2 separate regions of the Homo sapiens genome follow, and region 1 is linked to region 2. A link is a contact called in ENCODE Hi-C or POLR2A ChIA-PET data. All regions are on one chromosome and are shown on one strand. Each heading gives the region's core, a stretch centred on a gene start or an enhancer-like site at or near the end of the contact. The rest is flanking DNA. Distances are from core to core; before and after follow the strand shown. Region 1 holds the start of LOC107984309 (a long non-coding RNA gene). Region 2 overlaps ZBED5-AS1 (ZBED5 antisense RNA 1).

What was found. A loop is a pair of places that touch in the nucleus more often than their neighbours do. ChIA-PET counts read pairs that join two places held with the same protein, here RNA polymerase II (POLR2A). Pooled maps may share reads with other maps.
Region 1: a loop to region 2 is called in a map of CD14-positive monocyte, with 3 times the contacts of the local background. The contact joins two enhancer-like sites. A Hi-C loop is called at or near these places in 14 of 168 maps with a recorded cell type or tissue (CD14-positive monocyte, Caco-2, Calu3 and 9 more) and 11 of 50 pooled maps. POLR2A ChIA-PET finds 5 or more read pairs at or near these places in 12 of 52 experiments (A549, AG04450, BJ and 8 more).

The regions. Positions count from the first base shown.
Region 1 is chr11:10,925,806-10,933,388 of GRCh38, forward strand. It overlaps LOC107984309 (a long non-coding RNA gene), which reads right to left and starts at 5,292. Exons shown (of 3, transcript XR_007062590.1): 1 at 4,606-5,292; 2 at 1,906-2,026. LOC105379882 (a long non-coding RNA gene) reads left to right here and starts at 5,709. Exons shown (of 4, transcript XR_001748122.2): 1 at 5,709-5,795; 2 at 6,589-6,657. RefSeq lists silencers at 5,258-5,337, 5,598-5,737. Within about 2 kb of position 1,257, at least 7 of the 41 ENCODE cell types and tissues checked have a DNase peak (open chromatin) inside an H3K27ac peak, as active enhancers do; they include PC-3, where a contact is called at or near this core.
Region 2 is chr11:10,870,473-10,877,182 of GRCh38, forward strand. The region is part of intron 2 of ZBED5-AS1 (ZBED5 antisense RNA 1); the gene reads left to right. Among named protein-coding and RNA genes, the nearest start is that of ZBED5-AS1, 16 kb to the left of the region's middle. Within about 2 kb of position 5,104, at least 2 of the 41 ENCODE cell types and tissues checked have a DNase peak (open chromatin) inside an H3K27ac peak, as active enhancers do; they include PC-3, where a contact is called at or near this core.

The DNA of each region.
Region 1 (7,583 bases), core at 7-2,506, 51 kb after region 2:
GAGTGTGCAGAGCTGTCCCTTAGCAATGAAAGACAGCATGACAAAGGCTGCTGTGGACTGCAGAGGCTACCAGCTGGAGATTTGGAGTCAGCCACATCTGGGTACTAATTTTGCTCTGTCACTTGTTAGTTGTGTGACCTTGGGCCAGTCATTTGATCTCTGAGCTTCTGTTTCCTCACATATAAAATGAGCATAATAAAATCTACCTCACTTGGCTATTGGGAGAATGAAATCAGATAATGCCTGTAGAATGTTTAGCTACGTACCTGGCACACAGTGAATGCTCAACAAATGGGTCTGTCTGGGATTCTATACATTTTTTTTTGAGACAGGGTCTCACTCTGTCACCCAGGCTGGAGTGCAGTGGCGCCATCTAGGCTCACTGTAGCCTGTGCCTCCTGGGTTCGAGTGATTCTCATGTCTCAGCTTCCCAAGTAGCTGGGATTACAGGCGTGCGTCACCACGCCCGGCTCATTTTTTTCTATTTTTTTGTAGAGACAGGGTTTCACCATGTTGGCCAGGTGGGTCTTGAACCCCTGACCTCAAATGATCCACCTGCCTCAGCCTTCCAAAGTGCTGGGATTACAGGCATGAGCCACCGCTCCTGGCCTTGATTCTATACAATTATAGATGCAATGCTGTAGGCTAGAGAGTTAGCTTGGGAGGAACTGCACTCATCACTGTGTCTAGAGGAGGTGATATTATAGGTTCTGGAGCCTGCAATGTCAGCCGGTGTGGTGGTCAGTGCTTAGTATTGTCCTGGAAGGGGTGTAAGTCATGAATCACGAGTGAACGGCTCAGAGGTCACATGTGTGGGGACAAGGTAAGGGCAAGGCTGTTATGAGGTCACAATGCTAGATTCTCAGGATGAGAGTTATGGCTGAGTTTATAGAAGATGAGGGATGGAACGGACCTTATTTGGCTCTAGTCTGGGCCTTGAATTTGATGGGGCTTCCTTATGAATCAAGGTATATTTCTAGTCCACAGGGATGGACTCTCCCTGCCAAGTGCCTTCATGGGAACCATGTGACAGTTAAATTTGATTCATGCAAGATGCTTCTCTGGGCAAATTTCATTGTGAGTTCTACATGCCAGGAATTCCTACAATCTGTCATCTGAGAAAGCCCCCAGAATGCTGAGACAGGAGCCAAGCTCTGCCCTGTATGCCAGAGGGGTGATGATTCTGTTTGTGAAAATTTAGTTGCTCAGAAATGACTGATGGTGCTGTGACTGATTACTGAATTATACCTTTGGCAATTAGTCATTCACTCAACAAACATTTATTTCTCTTCTTTGCTTTCCTCTCAGATGAAACCATAGCAGTCAGAGACCATACATTGGAGCCCACAATGTGTCAGAAGCATGGCATGCTCTGTGCAGCCTTTTTCATCCTGTTTGCTTCCATATACAAAGTGTCTCTGCATATGAGTCCCAGGAGGTTTGGTGACTTTTTAATATTCCCCAGAGCTACCTTTCAAAGCAGCGAGGTTACTTGAGTTCCAGCCTAGAGGCTGGATTCAATGCTGAGCAGCAACTCTAGAGAGAAGATGCAGACTGCAGCTGTTGTTTAGCATCTTTGAGCATTAACTATTCTCACTCTCAGAAAATGGAGTATTTAGAGAGCAGTCACTGGAGGAGGCCAAAGGTTTTAGCAAGAGAACTGTTTTACATTCAACAGCTATTAAACAAGTCGCACCCTTCTTCCTGCAGTCTTTAAGTATGGTCACTCAGTGGAGCTCATGGGAATAAATACACTTGGAGGAGATCAAATCCCAGTGTTCCTGGTCTATGGGGCATGAGTTCCCCAGTTACTCTTTCTCCAAGCACTCAGCAAGGTGTGGTGATTCTGAGCTCTGAACTGGAGGTTAGGATATTGAAGTTCAAAATTCCAGCTCTGCCACTTACCTGCCAGTTGGCTCTGTCAGGGCTGTTGCTCCCTTGTTTACAGAACAAGGGCTGTCCCTAGAGTGACTCCCAGCTCCAGCGTTCTAGAAGACTGAGTTAGCTCTGAGTGTCATTTCAAATTCTGGAAACAAAGTAATGACTGTTAAAATTAGCATACTTTGGTAACTTTGAGCAAGGGTCACAGACATTGGCACTGGCTAGCAAAATCTCAGAGCTATGGAATTTCACTCAAGTGCGAAGTCCCCAGAACTACTTATTTGTCACTGATCTTTAATGTGAAATTCTTTGACAGATAATTTCATCATGTTTGACAGACTTTTATTAAACAAATGCTCTTTAAAATGATTAGCAAACTCTAGTCAATCTTTTTTTCATTTTTATTAATAGTAGTAAAAAATAGTACCAACTATTCAGTGTGTATGATATACTAAGCACTTTTTACACTGTAATAAGCATTACTTCATTAGAGCCTTCCAATAATCCTATCATTGTTTCCATTATTATTTATTTATCTATTTGAGACAGAGTCTCACTCTTACCCAGGCTGAAATGCAGTGGTGTGCTCTCGGCTCCACCTCCCGGGTTCAAGCCATTCTCCTGCCTCAGCTTCCCGAGTAGCTGGGATTACAGGTGCCCACCACCACACCCTGCTAATTTTTTGTATTTTTAGTAGAAACGGGGTTTCACCATGTTGGCCAGGCTGGTCTAGAACTCGGGACCTCATGTGATCTGCTCACCTCAGCCTCCCAAAGTGCTGGGATTACAGGCAAGAGCCACCATGCCCCACCCATTGTTCCCATTTTATAGATGAGAAACTTGAGGTTCAGAGGAATTCTGAGAGGTTCCCAAGGTCACATCATTAGTAAATGGAGGCAGTAGGATTTGAATCTGGCTCAGTTTAACTTCTGAATCTATGCTCTTTTCTTATGGCTAGAAATTCTAGTGTTTTGTATCACTTATGACCAGCATCATTATAATCAACCACACTTGCAAAGTGTCTGCTATGAGCAGAAGATAGAGGAGGAGAAATCAGACATGGTCCTTGCCTTTAAGATCTTCAAATCTAGAAGACAGAGCATGTCTGTAAATGATGCAACAACATAAAGCAATGAGTGGTGTTGATAGCAAGAACTGGAGGGGCTCAGAGGCAGGAAAAATCCCTGGGGATGCTAAAAAACTTTACTGACAAATTGGGACTTTATTTGGATTCTAATGAATGCGGGCTGAAAAAAATATGAGGCAAGCAGAAAGAAAAGGCCCTGGAGGAAGGAGAAGGATAAGAGCAAAGTCCTGAAGATGGGAGCGTAGTTGATATGTTCCAAGAACACTAGGCATGGCTGTTTGACATGAGTGGAGACTTTGGGGAGCAAGAGACTCATTTGGGAAGGAGACCTGGGCCTTGGGCACCAGTTAAGAATGCAGTCTCCTCCATGAAAATTAAGCAGGTGCACATACACTGGGTGTGTCTTCTTTGTAAGCAAGGACTTTGCTTACAAGGACGTGCTTACTTTGTAAGCAAGAAATCAATGACCTTTATAGAGATATTAAATTGTTTTTGCTACATAGAAATAGTGATTCAGATAGAGAAATTTTACTGATGAAAAAACAGCTACTGAGAGAACATTTGTAAATCCCATCGAACCCTCTTAATATTCACTTGGTCACACTGATGGAGCACACTAATGGGACTGCTTTCCACATCACCCAGGTTAAGTGCCTGTGCATTTACTTACAAGAACTGGGAGGAAATATATGGTGATTTAAAAAGCCAGGGTAGGCCAGGTAAAGTGGCTCATACCTGTAATTCCAGCGCTTTGGAAGGCCAAGGCAAGAGGATTGCTTGAGCCCAGAAGTTTGAGACCAGCCTGGGCAATATAGGGAGACCCTGTTTAAAACACACAAACCAACCAACCAAAAAAAAAAAAAAAAAAAGGCTAGGTGTGGTGGCACATGCTTGAGCCCAGGAGGTAGAGGCTGCAGTGAGCTCTGACTGGGCTGGGCCACTGTATTCCAGCCTGGGTGACAGGGCAAGACCCTGTCTTTAAGGAAAAAAAAAAAGGCCAGGGTAGGATGGTGGCATTGTGGGTGATTCTTTTCCCCCCTTTTAAAGTTGACTTTAGTATTACTGTTAAGTATTAATTTGATATTTGATCTCTCTCTATATTTTTCTCACTCTGTCGCCCAGGCTGGAGTACAGTGGCGCCATCTCGGCTCACCACAATCTCTGCCTCTTGGGTTCAGGCGATTCTCCTGCCTCAGCCTCCCGAGTAGATAGGATTACAGGCATGCGCCACCACGCCTGGCTAATTTTTGTATTTTTAGTAAAGACTGGGTTTCACCATGTTGACCAGGCTGGTCTTGACCTCCTGGCCTCAAGTGATCCACCCGCCTCGGCCTCCCAAAGCGCTTGTATACAGGCGTGAGCCACTACGCCCAGCCGATATTTGATATATTTTTTTAAAACCCATTCATGTTGGGATCCTCAGAAAAATTTTGAATTGAACATTATCTAAACTACTTCATCAGAAATTATTTCAGATTTAAAAAAAGTTCATTAAAAGAAAAAAATTACAGCAAATCAAAGGAGATTGCACACACCATCCCTTGACCTAGAGTTCTTTGGCTACAGAAGGAACTCCTATTCATCCCTCAGAAACCACTGGGGTCTCACCCCCTAACAGAGTTTAGCATCCATGGTACCTTTTATCAGTAGAAAGCAGTAAAGTCCATTTTGGAGTCAATCAGGCAGTTTAAGAATCCCCGCTTCCGTATTACTATTAGCTGTGTGACTCTGAGCAAGAAGTTACACAACTGAGCCTCGGTTTCCTCCTCTGTGAGGTGGGATAATAGTAGCTTTTAATAGTAGCTTCTGAACAGATGAGGACTGAAATATATGTGAAATGTGTTGAGCTGTTTGTCGCGTGTGTGTACAGAACGTGATTCCTTTCACAATTTCCCACGATTTGTGATTTCATTTACCACACTGTATTCGCCACACGGGGTCCCGAGGGCAGAGACTCCGCTTTACTGATCTCTGGTACCCCATGCCTGGCCCACGGGGGCTTGCAATTAGGTGTTTACAGAAGAAAGGAACGGAACGACTTCGAGGGCTCTGCTGGAAGCTTCGGCAGCGGCTCCGAACGCTTCCCGCCGCCTCGCCCGGCCGCAGCCGGTTCTTCGTGCTCCTCGCTCGGCGCCCACTGGCCGCCGTCGCCCCGAGGCTGCCTAGCGTCTCCCCTCAGCTTCTGCTCGGGGGGCAGCGGGTTTTGCCCGCCGCTCCTCCGTCAGAAGGGCGGCCAGGGCTGGGACAGGAATGAATTCCCTGCGGGTCCGGCATCCTCCTCCAGCCTGGGGCGCCGGCAGCGCGGCGGGCAGTGCTGGGACTCGTGGCGCCCGCGCTCCAGCCCCCGCCCCGGGCCGCTACTCTTCGGCGGGGCCCGCGGGGCGCAGGCTGCTCTGCCGCTGGGGCTCCGGTCCGCCTGCACTGTGACGTGGGCAGCAGCTGGGGCGGGCAGTGCCTCGGTCTCCGCTCGGGGACGCGGTGATTTTCTTTTTTTTTTCCGACTGCCGGAGCCCGTGGTGGTGGTGCTGGGGGGCGGGGTCGGCGTGGGCAGAGCTGCGGGGGCTGCCGCGGAGGCCGCCCTAGGAGGGAGGGGGCGGACCGGGGTGTGAGGTGAGCGGCCGTAATGAGCACTCGCAGGAGCAAGGGGCCCGGCGCGGGCCTCCAGGGCGGGAGGCCCTGACGCGGGGAGGAGGCGGCCGGGCGGCCAAGGGCCTCCCTGGGGAGTGTGCGGAGGCCGGGACGGAGCAGCGCGTAACTAGGGAGAGGATAGGCCGGGCTGGTGGAGATGCGGGGAGAGACCAGCCAAAGCTAAAGAGCCAAAGCAAAGGTGCTGCGGGGAGGACAGAGGAGCGGGAGGAAAGGGGAAGGAGAGAAGAAAAGAGGCAGGGAAACCCGGAGAGAAAGTGGGAGGGAGGCCAAGGGGACAGGGGAGGGGTGGGAAGAACGTAGGGCGGGGAGCAGAAAGGAAGGAGGGATCCAGAAATGGACCCGGAGGGAGAGAGGAAGGCGGAGAGCAGCTGTGAGGGAGAGGCTTGGCGGGAGCCTCAGCAAAGAGGAGGCTTTGAGGAGGCAAGTCTGGAAGCTGAGAGAGCTCTCTCCATGCTTTGCCAAATAAAAAGGCTCAACAAACAGGAACAGTGCATTCCTTGGTACTCCTGTCCCTTAGTCAATAGCAGGCTAGGGCTGGCCTCAGGGGCTGCTGAGTACTTCCAGGTGACAGAACAGGAGGAAAGGGGTCCCAGGCCCCTTGGAAGGAGAGCGGGGCGCGGGGGCAGGGAGGAGGGGAAGGAGGTGGTGGTTGGGAGAAAGAGGAGGAGGTGGTGGTGGGGGAAGGAGAGTGGGAGGAGAAGTGTGGGAAGAGAGAGTGGAGGGAAAGGAGAGGAGGAGGAGGTGGTGGGGGGGAGGAGGTGGTGGGGGGGAGGAGGTGGTGGGGGGAAGGAGATGAGGAGGAGGCAGCCTTGTGGAGGAAGGAGAGAGGAGGAGGAGGAAGCAGTGGGGGTCAAGGAGAGGAGGAAGAGAGCAGAGGGAGAGGGCAGATTTGTTGCCTAGGCACTGGCTGAGGGTCACGATGGAAGGAGGCAGTATTTATTTTTTAAATTTATTTGACATATATTTACAAGGCAACTACATTGTCGGCACTGCCCTAGGCTCCAGGGCCACAGAGACAACCATAGCTTCAGCCTCCTGCTGTGAGTACTCTTGTCGGGCGACATAGAAAACATACATCCCAGGCTGGGCGTGGTGGCTCACACCTGTAATCCTAGCATTTTGGACGCTACGGCATAAGCATTGCTTGAAGCCAGGAGTTTGAGGCCGGCTTGGGAAACAGTGAAATCCTGTTTCTACACAAAATAAAAAAATTAGTTTGCTGTGGTGGTATGCATCTGTAGTCCCAGCTACTTGGGAGGCTGAGGTGAGAGAATCACTTGAACCCAGAAGTTCAAGACTGCAGTGAACTATGATCGAACCACTGAACTTCAGCCTGGGCGACAGTGAGACCCCTTCTCAAAAAAAAAAAAAAAAAAAAAGAAAGAAAGAAAACATACATCTCAGCAGTATGGGTAATGGGCCAGTTAGTCAAGTGCGCTTTGCCTCAGTTTCCTCGTCTGTAAAATGGGGTTTATTAGGAGACCTACTCTGTAGAGTTTTTTTTCTTTTTTCTTTTTTTTTAAGAATTAAATAGTGTTTCTTTATAAAGTAATAATGTGGTGCAAAGCACAAAGCAAGCACTCGGAAAGGGTTTACCTATGAACATTTGCACTGCCGGGTCTTGAAGGAGAAGGCATTTGCCAAGCGAGAGCAGAATGGGAAGAACTTTCCAGGCAGAGGCCACAGAGGCAGTAAGAAGGAGGGGGGCGAGGATGATTGTGGGCTTAATAACAGTGGTGGGCATGAGGATTACCTGCAACAGCAGCACCCTGTGGGGAGGTCTTGCTAAATATTCAGATTCTTGGGCCCCTCCTTAGACCTACAAGATCTGGGTCTCTGGGCAAAGCATGGGAATCTGTGTTTTAACTTGCTCCCCAGAGATTTCTGTTGCACCCCTTCCCTCCACCCGATCCCAGGGCTCTGTCCTGGTTCAGGCTTTATTGTGTTCAGCTGTGCTAGAATAAAC
Region 2 (6,710 bases), core at 3,854-6,353:
TTTTTTCTATTTCTGTAAAGAATGTAATTGGTATTTTTGTAGGGCTTGCATTGAATCTGTAAATTGCTTTGAGTAGTATGGCCATTTTAACAATATTAATCCTTCCAATTCATAAGGATGAGATGTCTTTCCATTTTTTTGTGTCCTTTTCAATTTCTTTCATTGGTGATTTATAGATTCCCTTGTAGAGGTCTTTCACTTCCTTGGCTAAATTTATGCCTAGGCATTTTGTTTGTAGCTATTGTAAATGGGATTATTTTATTGATTTGTTTTTCAGCTAGTTTGTTATTGGTATATAAAAATGCTACTGATGTTTGTATGTTGATTTTGTATTCTGCAACTTTACTGATTTCATTTATTGGTCCTAAAAGTTTTTTGGTGGCATCTTTAGGTTTTTCTATATATAAGATCATGTTGTCTACAAAGAAGGACAATTTGACTTCCTCTTTTACTTTTTTTTTTTTTTTTCCTGAGAGAGAGTTTCACTCTTGTTGCCCAGCCTGGAGTGCAATGGCGCGATCTCTGCTCACTGCAACCTCTGCCTCCCAGGTTCAAGTGATTCTACTGCCTCAGCCTCCTGAGTAGCTGGGATTACAGGCACATGCCACCACACCTGGCTAATTTTTGTATTTTTAGTAGAGACGGGGTTTTGCCATGTTGGCCAGGCTGGTCTCGAACTCCTGACTTCGGCTGATCTGCCCACCTTGGCCTCCCAAAGTGTTGGGATTATAGGTGTGAGCCATGGTCCTGGCCACACTTCCTCTTTTTCAATTTGGATGCCTTTTATTTCTCTCTTTTGCATGATTGCTTGGGTAGGACTTCCGGTACTATGTTGAATAAGTGTGGTGAAAGTGAGAATTTTTGTCTTCTAGTTCCTAGAGGAAAGGCTTTCAGCTTTTCTCATTGAGTAGATTAGCTGTGGGTTTGTCATATATGGCCTTTAGTATGTTTTGGTATGTTCCTCCTGTGCCTAATTTGTTGAGAGTTTTTATTGTGAGGGGATCAAATACTTATCTACATCTGTTGAGATAATCATATAGTTTTTTTGATGTAATGCAACTGTTAATGTAATATATTAATTCAACTGGTACCATAACAATCAATGAGTGGTAGGAAACTCCCTATTCCATTTTATTTGTTCACTTTCATCAACATTTCTTTTTTTAATTGGGCATCCAATTTAGTAATGCCTTTTGCCAGATAATGGAGATAACATTATTCTTTATCTGAGGTGGGAAGATTGCTTGAGTCCACGAGTTTGAGACCAGCCTGGATGTCTTAGCAAAACCTCATCTCTACAAAAAATACAAAAATTAGCCAGGCATGGTGGTGTGTGCCTGTAGTCCCAGCTACCCAGGTGGCTGAGGCGGGAGGATTGCTTGAGCCTGGGAGGCAGAGGTTGCAGTGAGCCGAGAACAGGCTGCTGCACTCCAGCCTGGGCAACAGAGTGAGATTGTCTAAAAACAAACAAACAAACAAACAAACAAAAAACAAAAGTTATTATTGATATGTGAGAACTTATTTCTGTCATTTTGTTGTTTTCTGCTTGTCTGTATATCCTTGGTCCCTTTCTTCCTCTTTTACTGTTTACCATTGAGGTTTAGTGGATTTCTGTAGCAGTAATGTTTGACTTCTTTCTCTTTCTTATTTATATATCTACTGTACCAGTTTTACATTTGCATGGGTTTGCTTGTTGGCAAATATTGTCCTTTTGCTTTCAGATATAGGACTGACTTAAGCCTGTCTTGTAGGACCAGTCTAGTGGTGATGAATTCCCTCAGTTTTTGCTTGTCTGGCATTTTATTTCTCTTCATTTTCGAAGGATATCTTTGCTAGGTTTAGTATTTTTGGCTGGTAGTGTTTTTCTCTCAGCACTTTAAACATACCATTGTATTCTCTTCTGGCCTGTAAAGTTTCTGCTGAGAAATCTGCTGTTTGTCTGATGGGGATTCCCGTATACATGACTTGATGCTTTTATCTTGCTCTTTTTAGAATTCTCTTTGTCTTTGACTTTTGATAGTTTGACTATAATATGTCTTGAAGAAGACCTTTTTGGGTTGAATCTATTTGAGGATCTCTGAGCTGTATCTGGGATGTCTAAATCTCTTGCCAGACTTGGGAAGTTGTCAGCTATTATTTTGTTAAATAGATTTCCTATGCCTTTGCTCGTTTCTCTTCCTTCTGAAACTCCCAGAATTTGAACATTTGGTCACTTTGTGGTGTTCTATATGTTATGTAGGCTTTCTTCATTTTTTTTTTCCGAGTTGTCTTCAAGTTCAGAAATTCCCTCCCCTTCCCCTTCCCCTTACCCCTCCCCTTCCTCTTTCTTTCGTTCTTTCTTTCTTTCTCTCTCTTTCTCTCTTTCCTTCCTTCCTTCCTTTCTTTTTTTCTGAGATGGAGTCTTACTTTATCACCCAGGCTAGAGTGCAGTGGTGCAATCTCAGCTCACTGCAACCCCCGCCTCCTGGGTTCAAGTGATTCTCCTGCCTCAGCCTCCTGAGTAGCTGGGACTACAGGTGTGTGCCACCACGCCCAGCTAATTTTTGTATTTTTAGTAGAGACATGGTTTCACCATGTTGGCCCAGCTGGTCTCGAATTCCTTACCTCAAGTGATCTGCTCACCTCGGTCTCCCAAAGTGTTAGGACTACAGGCATGAGCCAATGTGCCCAGCCAGAAATTATTTCTTACGCCTAATCTAGTCTATTGTTGAAGTTGTCTATAGTATTTTTTATTTTATTCATCAAATTCTTCAGTTCCAGGATTTCTGTTTGTTTTTTCTTTTTTCTTTTTTTTTGAGACGGAGTCTCGCTCTGTCGCCCAGGCTGGAGTGCAGTGGCGCGATCTCGGCTCACTGCAAGCTCCGTCTCCCGGGTTCATGCCATTCTCCTGCCTCAGCCTCCTGAGTAGCTGGGACTACAGGCGCCCGCCACCACACCTGGCTAATTTTTTTGTATTTTTTAGTAGAGACGGGGTTTCACCATGTTAGCCAGGGTGGTCTTGATCTCCTGACCTCGTGATCCGTCCGCCTCGGCCTGCCAAAGTGCTGGGATTACTTTGGCGTGAGCCACCGCACCCGGCCACCTGTTTGTTTTTTATTAAATGATATCTATTGCATTGTTGAATTTTTCATTCAGATCATAAATTGTTTCTTTGATTTCTATTTTTTACCTGTGTTCTTTTGTAACTCACTGAGTTTCTCTGTTCTTTTCAAGCATTTCATAAATTTCCTTTTCTTTCAGATCTGTTATCAGAGAATTATTGTGTTCCTTTGGAGGTGTCATGTTTTGTGTTTGTGTGTGTGGTTTGAGACAGGGTCTATCTTTATCACCCAGGCTAGAGTGCATAGTTCGCTGCAGCCTCAAAGTCTTGGGCTCAAGGGATCCATCTGCCTCAGTCCCCCAAGTAGCTAGGACTATGGGCATACACTACCAGGCCTGGCTACGTTTTTATTTTTCATAGTGATAGGGTCTTGCTATGTTGCCCAGGCTGGTCTCCAACTCCTGGCCGTAAGCAATTCCCCTTGTTGCCTTATTAAGCACTTACTTATCTGTCAGGCACTTTATTTTATTTTATTATTAATTTTTGAGATGAAGTCTCGCTCCGTCGCCTAGTTTGGAGTATAGTGGCATGATCTTGGCTCACTGTAACCCTGCCTTCTGGGTTCAAGCAATTCTCATGCCTCAGTCTCCCGAGTAGCTGGGATTACAGGCATGCATCACCATGCTCGGCTAATTTTTTGTGTTTTTAGTAGAGACAGTGTTTCACCATGTTGATCTTGAACTCCTGACCTCAGGTGATCTGCCCCCCTCAGACTCCCAAAGTGCTGGGATTACAGGTGTGAGCCACCACACCCAGCCTCCAGTGCCTTTAAGTAATTTTAATTTTTTTTCCAGATTTTATTATTGTTATCTAAATGAGGGTTAGTATAACCAAGGTACTCTGCCAGTATGGGCAGATGAAAGTCCCTAGTTACTGAATTTTGTGTGTTGATCTTTTTTTAAAAGTTTTAATTTTAAAACATTTAAATAGTTTTTGGAGTACAGGACAAGTTCTTTAGTGGTGATTTCTGGGATTTGGTGCATCTGCCACCTGAGCAGTGTACATTGTAACAAATATGTAGTCTTTTATCTCCCTCCCACCCTTCCCCCACCCCAAGTCTCAAAATTCTGTTAATTCATTCTTATGCCTTTGTATCCTCCTAGCTTAGCTCCTCCCCACTTATAAGTGAGAACATGTGATATTTAGTTTTCCATTCCTGAGTTACCTACCTTAGAATAATGGCCTCCAGCTTCATCTGAGTTGCTACAAAAGACATTATTTCATTTTTTTTTTATGGTTGAGTAGTATTCCATGGTGTATATATACACCATATTTCTTTATCCACTGGTTGGTTGATGGGTACTTAGGTTGGTTCCACATTTTTGCAGTTGCGAGTTGTGCTGCTATAAATGTGTGTACATGTGTCTTTTTCATATAATGACTTGTTTTCCTTTGGGTAGATACCCAGTAGTGGGATTGCTGGATTGAATGGTAGTTCTATTTTTAGTTCTTTAAGGAATCTCCATACTGTTTTCCTTAATGGTTGTACGAGTTTACATTACCACCAGCAGTGTAAAAGTGTTCCCTTTTGACCATACCCACACCAACATCTATTGATTTTTAACTTTTAAATTATGCCCATTCTTGCAGGATTAAAGTGGTATCTCATTGTGGTTTTAATTTGTGTTTTCCTGATAATTAGTGATGTTGAACATTTTCTCATATGTTTATTGCCTCCTTTTTTTTTTTTTTTGAGACAGGGTTTTGCTCTGTTACTCAAGCTGGAGTGCAGTGGTGTGATCTCAGCTCAGTGCAACCTCTGCTTTCTGGGCTCAAGTGATCCTCTAGCCTCAGCCTCCTGAGTAGTTGGGACTACACGTATGAGCCACCATACCTGGCTAATTTTTGTACAGATAGGTTTTCACCTTGTTGCCCAGGCTGGTCTTGAACTCCTGAGCTCAAAGTGACTCACCTACCTCAGCCTCCAAAAGTGCTGGGATTACAGGCTACCACGCCCAGCCTGTATATCCTCTTTTGAGAATTTTCTATTCGTGTTCCTTGCCCATTTTTCAATAGGCTTATTTTTTTTTCTTTGTTTGAGTTCCTTATAGATTCTGGTTATTAGTCCTTTGTTGGATGCATAGTTTGCAAATATTTTCTCCCACTCTGTGAGTTGTCTGCTTACTATGTTGATTATTTCTTTTGCTATGCAGAAGCTCTTTGTTTAATTAGGTCCCATTTATTTATTCTTGTTTTGTTGCATTTGCTTTTGGGTTCTTAGTCATGAATTCCTTGCCTAAGCCAATGTCTAGAAGGGTTTTTCTGATGTTATCCTCTAGAATTTTTATTCAGATCTTAGATTTAAGTCTTTGATCCATCTTGAATTGATTTTTGTGTAAGCTGAGAGATGAGGATCCAGTTTCATTCTCTATAGGTGGCTTGCCAGTTTCCCCAGCTCCATTTATTGAATAGAGTATCCTTTCCCCAGTTTGTGTTTTTGTATGCTTTGTCAAAGATCAGTTGGCTGTAAGCATTTGGTCTTATTTTTGGATTCTCTGTTCTGTTCCATTGGTCTACATGCCTATTTTTATACCAGTAACATGCTGTTTTGGTAACTGTAGTCTCATAGTATAATTTGAAGTCAGGCAGTGTGATGCCTCCAGATTTGTTCTTTTTGCTTAGTATTGCTTTGCCTGTATGGGCTCTTTTTTGGTGCCATATGAATTTAAGAATTGTTTTTTCTAGTTTTGTGAAGAATGATGATGGCATTTTGGTGGGAATTGCATTGAATCTGTAAATTGCCTTAGGCAGTATGGTCATTTTCACAATATTGATTCTACTCATTCATGAGTATGGCATGTGTTTCCATTTGTTTGTGTTATCTATGACTTCCTTCAGCAATGTTTTATAGTTTTCCTTGTACAGATCTTTCACCTCCTTGGTTAAGTATATTCCTGAGTATTGTATTGTATTTTGCAGCTGTTGTAACAGGGATTGAGTTCTTGATTTGATTCTCAGCTTGGTTGTTGGTGTATAGCAGTGCTACTGATTTGTGTACATTGATTTTGTATCCAAAGAGTGTACTGAATTCGTTTATCAGATCTAGGAGATTTTTGGATGAGTCTTTAGGGTTTTCTAGTTATATGATCATACTGTCAGTGAACAGCAACAGTTTGATTTCCTGTATTTCTATTTGGATGCCCTTTATTTCTTTCTCTTGTCTGATTTCTTTAGCCAGGCCTTCCAGTAGTATGTTGAATAGAAGCAGTGAAAATGGCATCTTTGTCTTGTTCCAGTTCTCGGGGGAATGCTTTCAACTTTTCCCCATTCAGTATTATGTTCAGTGTGAGTTTGTCGTCTATGGCTTTTATTGCTTTGAGTTATGTCCCTTCTATGTTGAGAGTTTTTATCATAAAGTGATACTGGATTTTCTAAAATGCTTTTTCTGCTTTTTTGTTTTTAATTCTGTTTCTGTAGTATATCACATTTACTGACTTGTATACATTAAATCATTCCTGCATCTCTGGTATGAAACCCACTTGATCATGATGTATTATCTTTTGATATGTGATTGGATTTAGTTAGCTAGTTTTTTGTTTTTGTTTTTTAGGATTTTTGCATCTATGTCTATCAGGGATACTGGTCTGTAGTTTTCTTTTGTTAAGTCGTC